4 separate regions of the Homo sapiens genome follow, and all the other regions are linked to region 2. A link is a contact called in ENCODE Hi-C data. All regions are on one chromosome and are shown on one strand. Each heading gives the region's core, a stretch centred on a gene start or an enhancer-like site at or near the end of the contact. The rest is flanking DNA. Distances are from core to core; before and after follow the strand shown. Region 1 holds the start of DNASE1L3 (deoxyribonuclease 1L3). Region 2 overlaps CFAP20DC-DT (CFAP20DC divergent transcript). Region 3 overlaps PXK (PX domain containing serine/threonine kinase like). Region 4 overlaps LOC105377114 (a long non-coding RNA gene).

Region 1 (4,140 bases), core at 1,412-3,911, 1.2 Mb after region 2:
ATGCTAGCTCTGTTTCCTTGGGCACAAGCCTCACTTTGCTCATCTCTAAAATAAAGTAGCCGTAGGAAGGGCTTGGCAGGTATGGGATGAGATGAAACACAGAAAGCCCTAATGCAGCACCTGAACCTAGTTGGATTCAGTTAAATTTGGCCGTTAGAATTTTCCTTCCAGAATCCAGGCATTTTTTAAAAGGTCCAATTTCATTCAATGGATGTGCTAATTCGAGAATGGGGTCCATCTCTTAATCTGTTCATGTGACTCTTTTTTAAGTCCTCAAGGGCAGTTTCTATGCAGAAACCACTATTTAGAGGTTTACTTTATTTTTTCAAGTTCATAGTCAAATTGTCAAAGCTGGAAATTAAAAAAAAGCAGATTACTTGACTTTCTTTATTCTACACATTAGCTCGTTTTTAATGCTAGGAACTAAGAACTTTTCTAGGACTTTGATGGAATGATTACTATCTTAGAAAATGCCATGCCTCCATAAATATATATGCCTACTATGTACCTGCAAAAATTAAAAATAAAAACTTTGTTAAAAGAAAAAAAAAAAGAAAATGCCATGCTTTTAAGTTCAGCTTACAAAAGTTCTCATTCTTTTTATAAATCCAGCTAGAATTTCCAGATAAAATAAAAGTTGCCCAATTGAATACGAACTACCCCAAATTCAAATCTACCTACTGTTCTATATTTTTATTTGTTAAATCTGCCAATCCTAAACCCAACAAACCTAAATAATTACTTATAAGGGGTTTGTGGCCAATTTATAAACATTTTATACTTTATTTAATATGCCCTATTTTCTTTTAAAAGTTCTTCAATTGTCTGAACTAACAAAAAAGCTACTTTTAAAAAATACTAAATCATTTGAATTCTAATAAAGTAAACAAACAAAACATTGATGATAACCTAAAGTGTTTATAAATGTTCCAGAACTGTATTCAGACAAAGGTTTCAACGTAAAGTCATGAACCTGAATCAAACCCTACCAAGTGCACATTTTATAAGAGAGTTACAAGATTTTCTATATAGTTGGCCCAGCAGCTCTCATTAAGTCCATGAAATACCGCATATTCCATCTTAAAACACACAAAAAGAGTATACCATGGCTCTGAGTCTCTTAAACATTTCTACACTTTAATTCTAAATCTTTTTTCTGGTTGGAAGATGCCCATTCACCAAGAAAGACAATTAACCATTCCCTAGAGCTCCTTTTTTTTTGTTTTTGTATTTTATTGAGATGGAATCTCACTCTGTTGCCCAGGCTGGAGTGCAGTGGTGCAATCTTGGCTCACTGCAGCCTCTGCCTCCCAAGTTCAAGCCATTCTCCTGCCTCAGCCTCCCAAGTAGCTGGGATTATAGGCGCCCACCACCACGCCTGGCTAATTTTTGTATTTTTAGTAGAGACAGGGTTTCACCATGTTGGCCAGGCTGGCCTTGAACTCCTGACCTCAAGTGATCCACCCACCTCAGCCTCCCAAAGTGCTGGGGCTACAGGAGTGAGCCACTGCGCCCGGCCCAGAGCCACCTTTACCAGAGATTCAACCAGGCCTGAGGTCTTAGGTTGCAGACAACAGGGAGATTCATTGCAGCACGAACTCAGGAAACCATTTCCTTCCATGTACTATTTGGGGTTATCTTATAGAATTCCTGGCATGCTTGGCCAGTATGCTGCCTGGATGTATGTTGGGGATATATGTATAATTTTCCCTGTGGCTGTGGCCACAGACCCATCACCACAAGAGGGGTTGGTCCACAGATCCCGATGCTGGCTTGGAGTTATTCTTATTCCCTACCCTTTTCACAGAATTGTCTTTGCCAAAGTCCATTAATATACCTTGATTGGATTTTGCTTTTTTTTTTAATTTTTTTTTGCTTTACAGATCTTCATAGTTTCCTGCCCATATCTCTAAAAGTCATTTTGCTTGAGTTGATATCCTACAGTTCTTACAAGACCTTTCTCTCCCAGGGTCACACAACTCTCGCCAATATTAAATTAATATCAGCTTCAATCACGGGTCTCTCCATGGGTTTCACGGGCTATTTGCTCGCAGAGTCCAGGGACATTTTCCTCATCCATTCCATCAGATCCCCAATTGCTTTCTCTGGCAACACACTCCTAGTATTTGTACGGTAAAGCTGCCTAAAAAAATTAAGTAATTCAAACTACTCTTGACCTTACTTTACACCACCAGGGCAATTAGAGTCACAGTCTGGGTGTGTCTGAGGACAGCAGGCCGCCAAATCCCAGTGATTTAGAGAAAACCGAGCAGAATTTCCCATGCCTCCTGCCTCATTGTCCCCCAGCAGAAGGTTCCGTCACCCCAGGTGCCCTCTAGGGTGGACCACTTCCGAGTTCATCCACTGTCAGGAAAAGGCACATGGCATGCAACCGCAAGACCGATGACTAGATGTCAGAGCTGGCTCCCGGTTGGGATATGAGTGACTTTGTGGAGGATGGCGCCTAAATGAGGCATGCCAATTTCTGCACCAGGGTGACGAACATAAGGGCTCCTTAAAGGCTAGCCCAATGTATCTGTATTTCCTTGGGGATTAAAACCCATGATCTTCAGTTCCTCAGAGAACTGAAAGTTGCAAGGAGAAATCCAGTAATTCCTGTTATCTGCAGGCTTTATAAGTCAGTGGAGCCTGCGGAAGTGGCCAGAATCCAGCACTCCAAGCACTGCTGTCTTCTCACAGAGTCTTGAAGCCAGAGCAGCGCCAGGATGTCACGGGAGCTGGCCCCACTGCTGCTTCTCCTCCTCTCCATCCACAGCGCCCTGGCCATGAGGATCTGCTCCTTCAACGTCAGGTCCTTTGGGGAAAGCAAGCAGGAAGACAAGAATGCCATGGATGTCATTGTGAAGGTGAGCCCCTTTCCTGGGAGGAGGATCCCAGACACCCCTCACACCCTCTCTCCTGTCTGCAGACTTTAAGAGACTCAAGGAACTTAAAGTTGGCCCTTAGGGGGAATGTAGAAGCTGGCTTGGAACAATAACCACTTCAACTCTCTGTACCTCCTGCCGTCATCTTAAAACAGGGGTGATAACAATGGTTCCCTCCAGGGTTGCTGGGGGGACTACAGGAGTTGGCAAATGGAAAGCTCTTAATGTAGTATCTGGCTCATTATACGTTCCAGATAAGGGTTAGCCATTATGATTTTTATTGCTATTTATTGAATGCCTGTATCAGGCACTATAAGCACATGGTTTCACTTCATAATCTTTATGAAGAGGGACTATTACTCCCCATGTAGAGGTGATGAACAAAGAAAGATGAAGTAACCTTATACAGCTACTCCTTTTCACCAGCAAAGCCCAGCTCCTTTCTCTCTCTTTCCTTTTCTTCTTTCTTTCTTTTCTTTCTTTCTCTCTTTCTTTCTTTCTTTTTCTTTCTTCCTTTTTCTTTCTTCCTTTTTCTTTCTTCTTTCTGTCTTTTCTTTCTTCTTCCTTTCTCTTTTTCTTTGTTTCTTTCTTCCTTTCCCTTCCTTACTTTTTTCCTTCCTTCCTTCTCTCTCCCATCCTCATCATCCCTCCCTCTCTTTGTCTTTCTTTCTTCTTCTCCTCCTTCCTTCCTCTCTCCCTCTCCTCTACTTCCCCACTCCTTCCACTTTCGCTTACGCTTTCCTTGGGTGATATACCCAATGTCCGGGGACACTGCTTGCTTTCTCTGGAGTCAATTGACTCCCTTTATCCTACAGGTTAATTAATTTTTGATGCTGGCAACTTAACCCTTTCCCAGGACTCTGGAAAGGTACTTATTACCTTAGGAAACCTGAGACACCATGGTGTGGTAGGGGGGCCAGGAGCCCTGGGTCCAGATTCCACCTACCAGACTTGTGAGCTTGGGAGGCCCTGCCCCTCCCTGAACCACCAGCTCCCCTAGTAAAATGGCGACCACATCCAAATACCACCTGTAGCACTGGCTGGTGAAGAGAACTCAGGGTGCCTGAGGCACCCAGCAGAGCCTGCAGCAAGGTGGGTATTCATGAGCCAGAGCCGCTGCTGTTGCTGTCACTGGGAAGGAGGATTGGAGTGAGGACTGGCAGGCTCTGTTCTTCCTTGGACGAGCCTCTCAGACCCAGGTGGCCCTGCCCTTTGGGAGGTAACCAAGGCCTTCTAGATGGTGTTGTTTAGCCAG
Region 2 (4,523 bases), core at 509-3,008:
TCCCTGGAGGCCAGGGAATTATATAAAGATCCAGAGAATTTCCTAGAAATGATTTTTGAAATTAATCATCTTCCTGCATAGACATTCTCAGACTCATGTTCCAGGTGGCAGCTGGGGAAGCTACACTGAATATCGCCACCTACCTCCCACCAGGGATTTCCAAACTGCTTATTTATCAAGCAGCCTTTTAAATAGGATATGTTATATAAACAGAGCCTAGCAAAGGACTGTGCACAAGATAGGCACTCGATAAACGTATTTTGGCGGAGCAATGGCTGCTGTGTTTATTCTTTTAATTAGCAAACACTTGAGTTCATATTCAAGTCAAAAAGACTAAATAACAAAACCTGAAACCAAGGTTAAAATCATGCTCCGTTTCTCTGTACTCATACGTAAGGAACTTTCTTTTCTTTTAGCATATGCCATGAGACAGTTGCATGAGAAGTTACTCTAAGAGAAAAGTATTTGATGTTCGTGTCTTCTAACACTGAGAATGGAAAATCTACCCAGCAACTCACGAATCAAAGAACACTTAATAGAAAAATAGGCTTGAGCAGCACTGTTTGTTGCGTTCTTTTATAGGAAAATTGAAAACATAGGATCACAAGGGTCAGATGGTTACTATTGGAATCTGGCTCCTATGAAACATAATATGTACCATTTCCCCCACCAAAATTGTGTTACTTTGTCCAAGTCACCCAATGGGGCACAGGATAAGGTGTTTTTCTGATGCACATAACCACCTAGGTTTCAAAAGGACATCTATTTAAAAGTGAGGTCCTGAAGAACACCAACAGTGACAGAAAAATGATATTTTTCTGTAACCTCAGCATCACAGAGAATAGTTCCATAAGAAATAGTTGACAAAAACAGAAAACTTTATTATTGAACATATATAGCACTATTCGGCAAAAATCCAATGCTGATGGCAACTTCCAAAACTAGGCCTTCTACCTTCTAGAGACTCTCATTCTGTACTAGAGTTTTAAGAAACTCAGAACACTTTACAGATCAAGGTGCCTTTATGACTTTGTTTTGTGGATGGATCTGTGTGTCAATAAGAAATTTTTAAAAATATCAAACAAATAGCAACTATCAAGGAAGTAGGAGAGAAGAGGGGTACAACAAAGAAAAATCAAACTTGAGGTACAATTTCACATGATCTTGCACATGGGGTTTAATAAGGTTTCAAAGTCAGCTAATTATAAAACTCTATAGATTAAATAATTGGCCCATGAAAGCTTTTATTAAAATGTCACCTGGATATCCCACTCCAAAAACATCCAATGCCATCTTGGTGTGAGTAGCCAGCTGCTGGCTTCTGAACAAAGGCTTTGAGTTTAGACTCAATATGGTGCTGTTGCTTTGAAATCTTGGAAGGAAGGAAACTACTCAGTGTCTCTTGCTTGATCCAAAGCATCCCTCATAAAAGTCTGCAGTGTCTCAACTGAAAATCAAAATGAGAACATCCTATATACATTAATGGTGGCCACAAATTTCAAAGAAGAAGGAGAAATGTATATAGAGCTGAGAAAAATAAGTGTGTAGCAACCCATTTTATTTCTAAGAGACGTCTAGAATTTCACAGCTCTGAAGAGAAAGGCAGAAAAACAAATAATTATTTGAAACAAAACGAAAACTTTGCTTAATCAATCTGTTAAAAGCTGTTGTGAAAGCATTTTTCTTCTCAAAGCGGAACTAGCTTACTCATTACCTCTTTCTTCCAATGAGTAATCCCTCCCTCTCTTCTCATTACCAGAAATACCTACTACCTCTTTCCATATGGAAAGTGAAACCCGACATTTTCTTTTCTAATAACAGCATCTGCGAAAATCACACTCTGTCCTGGATTTGCAGAGCACTTTCCTGCTTCATCCTCATAGAATCAGGCACTGAGTAAATGGGTAACAAATATCTGTGAGAGTGAACACACTGGACCTAAAGGTATAAGCAATGGCAATAAGAGTAATTCGGGTGCCATTGGGGGCTAAGAGCATGCGATAATCTCCTCTCTATAAAATTCCCAGAGGTCACTCAGACAGACAAATTTAAATTTCTCCTGAGTTGGAAGGTTCATTTCCCCTGGAGCTACATAGGCCACACTTGGACACCTTTAATTCTTAGAAAAGCACTCATCTATATTAAATGGAAATTTGCTCCCTGGAATTTCTACCCATCAGGCTCTGTTTTGACCCCTGGGGCTCCAGGACAAATCCCATGCTTGTCCATATCGCAGCTCTCTGGTGACTGGATATCACAGCTCTCTGGTGACTGGATGGCTGCTGTCTCATCTCCCATGAGTGGCATTTTCCCAGTGGTCAATCCTAGTGAAACAGGAAAAGTTCCCTTGTCCCCCTTGCAGGGCGTGCGATGGGGGTGTGGCTCGCTTCTTCAGTGCCCTGCCACTCAAACCTCTAGGGAAGCACACAGACGGGCAGGCTGTGGGGCCCCAACCTAACGGCAGTGTCCAGCGGTGAATGTTTACAGCTGAAGCCCCAGTGGGTGTGTATTACAGGGTGCTGTTTTAGTTTAGCCATCCATAGGTGGCTTGTGTTAGTCAGCTCAATTAGACCCCTGTCTTATCACAAGGACAGAGGGCTTTCTGTATCCTGGGATTCTTGCCTTGGTGTACCAGAAGAATCGGATCATACATGGGCTTGGAGAATGAATGCAAGGTTTTATTGCATGGAAGTAGCTCTCAGCAGATGGAGGAGCCAGAAGGGAGATGGTTTTCCCGTGGAGTACGGCCGCTTGGCCGCCCGACTCTTTTCCAACCACCTCAGCCACACTCCGCATTGTTCTGCCAGTCGATGGCCTGCCAGTGTGCTGGTGTTGTGCTACACTGGTGCATTCCTCTCGACATCCAGCCACCCATGTGTTCCTCTGCTGATGTGCTCCTCTTGACGTCCAGCCACCTTTGTGTCTGCCTGCTAGGGTTTCTAGGTTTTTATAGGCACAGGATGACAGTGTGGCAGGCCAGGGTGGTCCTGGGAAATGCAATATTTGGCCACAAATGCAGGAGTCCCTCTTCTCACCTAGGTCCGTGGGCACCGGCCGGGGGTGGAACCCTCACCAGGGACCATGTCCTTTTCTTCCCAGCACCTCTCTGCCCCCCTTCCATATCACTAAGTCGTTAGCGGTTCTTCTGTGGGCATGTTTCTGGCAGTGTGTTTTGAAGTCTAGTGCGAAAGGCCTCTACATTGTAAGTACCTGAGGAGAACCTTCATTGTGCAAATTTCAGAGTCCCCTCTTCAAACGCTGTATCAGATTCTCTGGGGTTGAGTCCTAGAATCTGACTAGATTTAGCAAATGCCCAGAAGACTCTTAAGCACACCACAGAATTCTCACCAGCCTCATCACTCACCTCTCAATGGGCCCCTTTGAACAATCACCTAGGACGTCTTCCAGTAGCCAGGTGTAACCTACAAGAAACGCGCTGTAGATAGTTCAAATGACTGCATGAAAGAAATACAATTAAACTTTGGAAATGGTCTGTGAAATCAGAGCTGTAATTAACTCAAAATGGTATTCACCCAGTGTTGAGGGCAATGTGCCACCGGATGCCTCTATGCGTGGCATGAGCTAGGTGGCTTTACGGGTGATGCCTGTTTAATCTTCCTGACCAGCAAGATCAGTATTTTGCCCATGTTCTATAGATGAGAAGACTGAGACTCCTTAGGGATGAGTGATTGATTTGTTTAATATCACAGAGCTGGGAAATCGAACCCAGATCCCTCTCAACCCAAAGCCTATATTTTCTCTCCTACTGACCCTCCACTCCCCACCTAGAGGTACTGAAAGAAACATACTTGATTTCTGCAATTCTATTTTTCGATATGGTCCCTAACAGACTCCTGCTGCAATGTATGGAAGGAGGACCTGCAAGAATGATGATCTTATTTTAAACTTTTGTCTCTGACTCATTCACTGGATTCCTGAGTGACGTGTTTAATATGCAGATAACACTTTCATGGTGGGATTGGCAATTATCTGCCATTCCCTAGCTCAGGACTCTGGACTCAAGTGAATGGGATGTGATAAAATGACACTTAAAATGGAGCTTGAGGAGTTCAGTGTGAGCTTCAAAGACATAATCCACAATGGTGCACAGGACCGAAAAATTTCCCCCTAAATTCAGTCTGTCTACAATACTATTTTTAATCTTTTTACATGGCAGCAGGAAAGAAACACCTAATGGAAATAACTTTGGGTAGCAGTAGGTAAGAGAGAAAACCACTGTGTTAAAGGAAAGAGCACCAGCACAGGAAACAAGATTTTTTAATTGGTTCAGTTCTTGATACCCCAGGCCGATATTTTGAGCAAGTAGGGACAGCAAAAGCACTACCTACGAAAGCTATTCCATCCAACCTCCCACCCCAAGATGGAAAATGCCAAATAAGCAAAGACACCTACACAAAAAGTTCATGTCTTTATTTAGAAACTCTCATTCTGCTGTTAGGAGAAAGTTCCTAGTAAAGACAGCCAGTGGCTCAGTAGAGATGAAACTGTCAAGCAGAAAGAGA
Region 3 (4,269 bases), core at 287-2,786, 1.0 Mb after region 2:
CTGGGCAACATGGTGAAACCCTGTCTCTACAAAAAATACACACACACACACACACACACACACACACACACACACAAATAGCTAGCTGTGGTGGCGCACACCTGTAGTCTCAGCTATTTGGGGGGCTGAGGCGGGTGGATCACTGAAGCCCAAGAAGGATCATTTAAGCCCAGGGAGATGGAGGCTGCCGTGAGCCGTGATTGCACCACTGCACTCCAGCCTGGGCGATAGAGTGAGACCCTTTCTTGGAAAAATAAAATAAATTAAATAAGGAATCCTGAGTAATAAAGATTGAGATCATCTGAGCTTGGGTAAGAGCCTGGTATGTTATCAATGATAAATGCACCTTTTTTCCTTTGACAAGGGAGCTTTTGGTCATTTTACTACTCATCAGTACTTTCTGTGCTGGGGAGACTGGGAAAACAGAAGATGAAAGTAAAGTAAAGGAGCTCTTCTACTTGTAACAGGGCTGCTAAAGCATTTAGTGGGAGAGAAGCTTGAAACTATAGGCTGAAGTCAAGCTAGAAGTCCCTACTGGTTTTAATAATGGTCACCATCACTTAGGATAACGTACATATAAATCTATCCTTCCTACTCTGAGAAGGTTGCTGTGTCATCCTGAGACACTAGCTCCAATTTCATAACCAACTGTGGAAGTGACCACAGTACACATGCCATGCAGACACATATCTTCAGAGAGGGAGGTATAACTGCTCTGCTTATGGGGCACTTACTCTCTGCCTTCTAGCCCTCAGTTTACTCCATCTCCCAACAATGTCTGAAGGGAGGCGTCACTACATCTCTTATACAACAAAAACCCTGAAGCTCAGAGAGGGTAGATGCCTTAAACAAGGGCGCACCACTAGTATGTGATGAGAATAGACTCCACCCCAGGCCAGTCTGACCCAGGGGCACAGCGGTTCCTACCTTCTATGCCCTTGGACACAATACTTTCACATGCTCCAAGGACTCATTTTGATGAACAGAGTGCAGCTGGACAGGCAGAACCAGTCTATCAAGTCAGGGGGAAGCTGACAGGGTGAAGGGCAGAGTAAGGACAAGAACCCGGGCCTGGAGAATATGAGTTACTATAGCAATAGAGCTCTCAGAATACCACAACCACCTGGTTTTAATACCCCTATACTTTGCAGCCTACCTCCTACTACATGGACACAAACTGCTGGAGCTGAATGTAATGTGAGCACCACCTAGAAGTTATGTACAAGTAAGAAACTATTTTTTCTCCAAAATGTTAAGCAAGCCCCATAATGTACATTAGGCAGTTAAGAAGCAGTCGAAAGGAACATTTTTATAAGAACATGCCTAAAGTGGACATCAGGTTTATGTGATCCTCAGCAATTTGAATAGTAGTTAATTTCAGTTGTACAAAAACGGAACAGGGTCCTCCACAAAGCTGTTTTGCTTCTACACTGTGCTCCTGTTAAACTCCCCAAGGTACTAATAACGGTTGCACCTCAGTGAGCTTCCTTCCTGTGTGTTACTCTTAAAAACCACAGAGGCTCTGGGACTCAGTAGTCACAAAACCCCAATGGCTGCAGGGCTAGCAGGTTCTATCCGTTAAGCTCAGTCTTTCTCAACCAGTTCAGCAGTTTGAAGAGAGCAGTGACCTAAGGCTTGATATCCAATATGGTAGCCACTATGCACAAGGGACTACTGAGCTCTTGGAATGTGGATAGGGTGACGAAGGGACTGAATTTTTAGCTTAATTTTATTAGCCTAGTGGCTAAAATACTGGATAGTGTGCAGTTACAGACTGTTTATTTGCAGGTATAAACACAGATATTTATGAAAATGTGGCCAGGTGCTGTGGCTCATGCCTGTAATCCCAGCTCTTTGGGAAGCCGAGGAGGGTAGATCATTTGAGGTCAGCAGTTCAAGACCAGCCTGGCCAACATGGTGAAACCCCGTCTCTACTAAAAATACAAAAATTAGCCAGGCGTGGTGGCAGGAGCCTGTAATCCCAGCTACTCAGGAGGCTGAGGCAGGAGAATCGCTTGAACCGGGGAGGCAGAGGTTGCAGTGAGCCAAGATCACATCACTGCACTCCAGCCTGGGCGACAGAGTGAGACTCCGTCTCAAAAAAAAAAAAAAAAGATATTTATGAGAATGAAAGCATACTAAACATAGTGTGTTATGACTTGCTTTTTCTCTCACTTAATATAACATGGATCTCTCTCCATAACAACACATTTGGGATTTTATTTTTAATTTCTTTTGGAGATGGGGTCTGGCTCTGTCGCCCAGGCTGGAGTGCAGTGGTACAACCATAGCTCACTGCAGCCTTGAACTCCTGGGCTCAAGTGATCCTCCCACCTCAGCCTCCCTAGTAACTGGGGCTACAGGCATGAGCTACCATGCCTGGCAAATATTTTTAATGTCTGTATCTCTGCTGCCTAGTAGCCACAAGCAATATGTGGCTACTGAGCATCTGATATGTGGCTAGTCCCAATTGAGATATGCTGTAATTGTAAAATACACACCAGATTTCAAATACTTTTATGACAAGAGGAATGCAAAACATATTAATTAAAAAAAAGTACAGACAGGGTCTCACTCTGTTACCTAGGCTGGAGTGCAGTGGTGCAATCATAGCTCACTGCAGCCTCCACTGCCTGGGCTCAAGGGATTCTTCTACTCAACCTCCTGAGTAGCTGAGACTACAGGTATGCCACCACACCTGACTTTTTTTTTTTTTTAAGTTTTGTAGAGACTAGATCTTGCTATATTGCTTAGGCTGGTCTCGATCTCCTGGCCTCAAGCAATCCTCCCTCCTCAACCTGCCAAAGTGCTGAGATTACAGGCATTAGTCACTGCACCTAACATAGTAATAATTTTTATAATGATTCCATGTTGAAATTATAATATTTTGGATATATTGGGTTAAATATATTATTTAAATTAATTTCACCTGTTTCTTTTTACTTTTTTAACATGGCTACTAGAAAATGTAAAGTTACATATGTGGCTAGCATTATACTTCCATTGGACAGCACTGCCCTAAGGCCTCTGTCGTATGTAGTGAATTAACTCCATCCCTATGCAGCCAGAATGGAAGAACTGAGAAAACGGTCACACAAATCATTGTCTGGTTCTGTGGTTCAGAAGGAGACCACTAGCTTGTCCTCTTTCAACCAATGCTTAGTGGAGCCATCAATCAGGTCCACCACTCTGTAGGCCCTGACAACAGATCAGCTTAGGGATGGCTGCCAACTCTTACCTCTTTCATTCAAAGTTCACTAGTCAGCTGGGCACGGCAGCTCACACCTGTAATCCCAGCACTTTGGAAGGCAGAGGTAGGTGGATGACTTGAGGTCAGAGTTCAAGACCAGCCTGGCCAACATAGCAAAACCCCACCTCTACTGAAAAGACACAAAAATTAGCCGGGCACGGTCTCACGCGCCTGTAGTCCTAGCTACTTGGGAGGCAGGAAAATCACTTGAACCCGGGAGGTGAAGGTTGCGGTGAGCCAACTTCACACCACTGCACTCCAGCCTGGGCAACAGAGTGAGACTCAGTCTCAAAAAAACAAAACAAAGTTCATTAGCCTCATAGAAACCTTCAATCTTACTCTTTTTGCACCTCATTTTCTTCAACTACAAAACTGGGATAATAACTAATGCAATTCAAACTATCATGAAGGTAAAACAAAAATCTAGAAAAGTTTGGCAATTTCTTATAAAGTTTAGCCTATCACTCAGCAATTCCATTCCTAGGCATTCACTCAGGAGAAATGAAAAAATATATCTACACAAAGACTTTACCCAAATATTCATGGCAGCTGTATTTATAATAGCCCCAAACTGGAAATAACCCAAATATCTACCAACTGGTGAATGGATAACAAATGTTAAATCCATACAATGGAATACTACTCAGTAATAAAAAGAAACATATAACATCATAGAAGAATTTCAAAGCTTTACGTTAAGTAAAAGAAGCCAGACCAAAAAAAGACTATATTGTATAAGATTCCACTTATAGATGACATTCTATTAATAGAAAGGATTAAACAATAGTAACAGAAAGCAGATCAGTAGTTCCCAGGGACCAGAAGGAGGGCAGGGTCTGCAAAGGGGCACCAAGGAAACAACTGGAGCGATGAAAGTGGGTGTGTATATATATATTTGTCAAGATTTATCAAATTGTATACTTAAAATAGGTGAATTTCATTGTATGTAAATTTTACTTCAACAAAGTTGACCAGAAAGAGAGAAACAGAGAGAGAAAGAATTATCTAATCCCTTGAGC
Region 4 (4,251 bases), core at 1,050-3,549, 2.0 Mb before region 2:
GCTAGACATCCTAGAGCTAAATTGTAAAATCCCATTAAAACCTAGTCATATAAAAATAAAAGATGCTGCCTGGTGCACTCCATGACACGTTATGGTGAGGTCTCATCACATTACAATAACAAATCCCAAAACGAAGTGACTACTGTGTAATAGAATATGATGGAGAGAGAGTATATTAGTGATGCAGCCAACTGCATTTAATTAAATCCATGTCCAAATTAGTTCCCTGATTGGCATGTAAAAAGAAAACATGTTTACTATGGTAGTTCAAATAGCATGATTATTGTTTTAGCACACAGGCTTTTTAGCCTGTACCCACACCCTCTTTTTTTTTTTTTTTTTTTTTTTTGGTCTTCAAGTGTCTTGCCACCTCATGGATGAAGTAGGTATAACTGAAATCTCTCTTTGTCTTGGGTAAAAAAGAAACAGGCTCTCATAGGGTAAGTAGCTTGCTCAAGTCACCAGCTAATAAAGAGCAGAGCTGGAATACAAACTCAGGTCAAGAAGATTCCAGAGTCCATGCTCTTTCATTTATGCCAAAGACTGCCCAACTATGGCCTGCAGGCCAAATCTGGCCAGCTGTCTGGTTTTGTGCCCCTCAAAAGCCAAGAATGGTTATTATAGTTTTATATAGTTGAGAAAAAATCAGAAGAAGAATAGTATTTCATGATGTGTGAAAATTATAAGAAATTAAAAACTTAAAATGTCAATGTCCATTTGTAAAGTTTTATTGGAACACGGTCATATCCATTTATTTATGTATTAACTACAGCAGCTTTTGCATTACAATGGCAGAGTTTAGTTGCAGCAGAGATTATGTTGGTCTGCAAAGCCCAAAACATTTTCTACCTAGACATTTATAGAAAAAGTTTGCCAACCTCTGATCTAGTCCATGGTTCTTAAGCCAAGTTAAATGTAAGCATTTAATGTTACATTAAACGTTCAGTTGAAGGCTGGGGCCCAGGGATCTGCATATTTAAAAATAAATACCCAGTATCATTTGACATACTTTCTTAAGTAATTATGATTACTATTACTGTCTTCCATTATGATTATGTGTGTATTTCTTCCTCTCCTTTATCCATCTTTGAGGGCTAGGACCATGCTAAAGTATCTTTGAATGAAAAAACAAGCATAGAATTTATGTATTAGTTTATTAGATATATATATCTGAGTATTCATTGTATGTCAGGTCCTCTTCAGTGGTAGAACAGAAGACCTACAGTCTAGGGGAAGACAAGAAAAAGGGCCAGGATAAAGCTACATGATAAGAAGTCCACATTAATTGATTAGAATAATACTTGCTATACATAATGGTAACTCATAAGACCCTTCAACTTTCAAAGAATAAGTTATTTTGGCTGCACGATAGCATTAGATGTATCTTACAGAATTTAAGAGTTTATACATTGGTAGTGCAAAAATAAGGTATAATGTATAGATATCACTGGAATTTGGGGGCCAGATAACCAGTGGTTAACTGTGTTTTGATCAAAATGATGAATTAGTGTGAATTCACAGGACTCATTTGTATGGCTATTTGTCTGGCTACTATATATTATAAAAACCCAACATATAGATGTCATGAGCTGTAGAAGGAACTAGATAAAGAGAGCCCATTTAACTTCAATAGGAAGGTGTCTAGAGATTAATTTTAGCACTTAGTGTCATTATGACATGTAGAATGCTGTGTTGAATAAATCTAATGGATTTTAAAGTATTTTTTAGAACTTTGACTTAATTATGATTTTCCTGGAACTGTGTAAGGCTCCTACTGTCAATATGCTAAGGTAACACTTTAGAATGAGAAAATAAATTTTCAGTTGAAACGTTACTGCCATCCATTAGACATGGAAGAAGCAGCTGTTACCACACTGCCAAACCAGGGTTATTTTTTGAAAAACACTAGTACATGCTGTAAGAGCAGAAAGTAGAAAATTACAATGCCATTTGAAAAAAGAATACCCCAACAACTTAAAAATAAACACTTTTACGTAGATGTATATATTAGTTATCTCTGGCTGTATGACAAATTACCCTCAAGTTTAGCAGTTTAAAACAACAAATATTTATTATCTCATAGTTTCTGTGTGTCTGAAATCTAGGAACAGATTGGATGGGTAATTCTGGCTTAGGATCTCTCACAAGATTACATGGCCAGGGCTGTAGTAATCTCAAGGTTCAACTGGGGCTGGAGAGTCTTCTGACCTCTCTCGCATGGTTGTTGTCAGGGTCCAGTTCCTCATGGGCCGTCAGACTGAGACTCTCAGTTCCTCACTGGCTGTTGGCCAGAGGCCTCTTTCAGTTTCCTGGCACATGAGCCTCTTCATAGGGCAGCTGGCTTCCATCAGAAAGAGCAAGTGGGAGAGCAACAGACAGCCAGGCAGAACTCCCAGTCATTTTTTAACCTAATCTCAGTGGTGACATTCCATCATTTTCATATATTTTATTCATTAGAAGTGGGCCACTAGGTCTAGTTTGCCCTCAAGGGCACAAGAGCATGAACACTAAGAGGAAGTAAACCCCAATTTTTATCATATTTCATTATAAGAGGAAAACAGGCATAACAAATCCAACCATTAGAGAAGCACCCTTCATTGGTAAAATATTTGTTGAGTGCCTACTATGTGCCAGCCATGGAGGATATGATAGTTCAAAACCAGCAAATTTCCCTGCCTTCATGTAGCATACTTTCTGTAGGAAATAAACCATTAGAAAGCATACTATATAGTGTCTGGTACACAAGGCTCTCAAAAGATGTTAGTTATTTTTTTTTTTCAGGGTAGATGGATATCTCCCCTGTCCCAGAAACAGAGCCAAACTCTCCAGTCTGTTGCATCTCTAATCCTATTGTAGACAAATATGATTTGTTTAACCAGAGCAGAAATGGCTTTTCTTTCACTTATGCTTGAAATAGGCGATTCATAATAGTTCACAACACTACACACTTGTAACTGCCTTTCTCCCATTTGTGTTTTTAAAGTGGTCTTTGTCAGAAAAAAATATAAATAAAAACACTAAAGAGTCCCACGGAAGTAGCTGTCCTAGTAGGTTTCCTGCAGCGCCGTGCTGACCACTGTATCCTTTTGCATTACACATGCCAAGTTGACCTAACGTCTTCCAGCTCCGAATTATTTTAATTGCTTTTTTTCTAGATGCATCTTTTCAGTCTCTCAAGGACTCTTTAAAAAATGGCTTCTTGAACTACAAACAAGATTTCAAATGTGTGCCTGGTTCTGCCAGGCAATTCTGCAGTTGCTTTCTCTAATTAATATTCCATATCTCAAAAAAACCGTCTCAAGATTTTAATTGACTTTTGTCACCCCCATCTCATTCAAGTACTGTGCTGGCCATCCTCGTACATTATTAATAAACCATGCGTACTCTGTGTGTTTTTTCCCTGCTGCCTGATGTTTAGTTCTTTCTTGAACTTTGTTTTGAATGACAATTGAAGGATAATTTATTGTGCTGGGCTTCCGACACTAGTACGGTCAGCTATAGTTTGCTGTGCTAATTAGGAAAAAACTGTCAATCAAAGAAGTTATTCACTTTAGAGAGTAGACATAGCTTCATTTGTCTTGTACATAAACTCCTTCATACGGTGTAGAGCTAACTTCCTATACCATTGAGAGAAGTATACTAACAAAGCTGAGTTATAAAATATTTTTATAGAAATATTGATTTAATCCTCTCAGGTTTAAAAATAGGTTTCCAAAATACAGTAAAAGGATAAGAATTTTGATGAATACAGTGATTGTTTATTAAAATGGATTCTTTGAAAGCATTCTTTAAAATACTTAAGTTCTTCCATTCATCATTCTTTGTTGTTAATTTCACAGAGTCTGCCAACTGAAACTTTCTGCCAGCCCCTTTCCAATGTATCAGAAATTTCACATGGGTTGCCACCAAATTAGCATCATTGATGCAGTGTAGTGTTCCTCTGAAGCCTGTTGATCTTCTCTGTGCATTCATCTATTCATGGGACTTCTAGGCATGGAACATCTATTTGTAGTAGTGTTGACCTTTTCCCCTGTTCAAATAACATTTTTGTAGTGCTCTTTTTTTCACCCAGGTTGGAGGGTAGCAGTGTGATCATAGATCATTGCAGTGTCACCCTCCTGGGCTCAAGGAATCCACGTGCCTCAGTCTCCCACATAGCTGGGACTACAGGCTTGCACACCACCTAATTAATTAGCACCCAGCTAATTTTTTTAAAAAACAATATTTTTTAGAGATGGAGTCTCACTATGT

The links. A loop is a pair of places that touch in the nucleus more often than their neighbours do. Pooled maps may share reads with other maps.
Region 1: a loop to region 2 is called in a map with no recorded cell type, with 9 times the contacts of the local background. The contact joins the promoter of DNASE1L3 here to the enhancer-like site in region 2. A Hi-C loop is called at or near these places in 2 of 37 single-sample maps with no recorded cell type and 3 of 50 pooled maps.
Region 3: a loop to region 2 is called in a map with no recorded cell type, with 16 times the contacts of the local background. The contact joins two enhancer-like sites. A Hi-C loop is called at or near these places in 2 of 37 single-sample maps with no recorded cell type and 3 of 50 pooled maps.
Region 4: a loop to region 2 is called in a map with no recorded cell type, with 10 times the contacts of the local background. The contact joins two enhancer-like sites. A Hi-C loop is called at or near these places in 9 of 37 single-sample maps with no recorded cell type and 4 of 50 pooled maps.

What each region holds. Positions count from the first base shown.
Region 1 is chr3:58,209,493-58,213,632 of GRCh38, reverse strand. DNASE1L3 (deoxyribonuclease 1L3) reads left to right here and starts at 2,661. Exons shown (of 8, transcript NM_004944.4): 1 at 2,661-2,867. The coding sequence starts at 2,727. It overlaps LOC107986091 (a long non-coding RNA gene), which reads left to right. Exons shown (of 3, transcript XR_007095932.1): 3 at 1-624.
Region 2 is chr3:59,383,631-59,388,153 of GRCh38, reverse strand. The region is part of intron 5 of CFAP20DC-DT (CFAP20DC divergent transcript); the gene reads right to left. Among named protein-coding and RNA genes, the nearest start is that of CFAP20DC-DT, 300 kb to the right of the region's middle. RefSeq lists a silencer at 1,692-1,751 and an enhancer at 1,922-1,981. Within about 2 kb of position 1,758, at least 2 of the 41 ENCODE cell types and tissues checked have a DNase peak (open chromatin) inside an H3K27ac peak, as active enhancers do.
Region 3 is chr3:58,347,203-58,351,471 of GRCh38, reverse strand. The region is part of intron 1 of PXK (PX domain containing serine/threonine kinase like); the gene reads right to left. Among named protein-coding and RNA genes, the nearest start is that of PXK, 16 kb to the right of the region's middle. RefSeq lists an enhancer at 1,687-1,966. Within about 2 kb of position 1,536, at least 9 of the 41 ENCODE cell types and tissues checked have a DNase peak (open chromatin) inside an H3K27ac peak, as active enhancers do.
Region 4 is chr3:61,356,644-61,360,894 of GRCh38, reverse strand. All of the region lies in intron 3 of LOC105377114 (a long non-coding RNA gene), which reads left to right. Among named protein-coding and RNA genes, the nearest start is that of FHIT, 110 kb to the right of the region's middle. Within about 2 kb of position 2,299, at least 2 of the 41 ENCODE cell types and tissues checked have a DNase peak (open chromatin) inside an H3K27ac peak, as active enhancers do.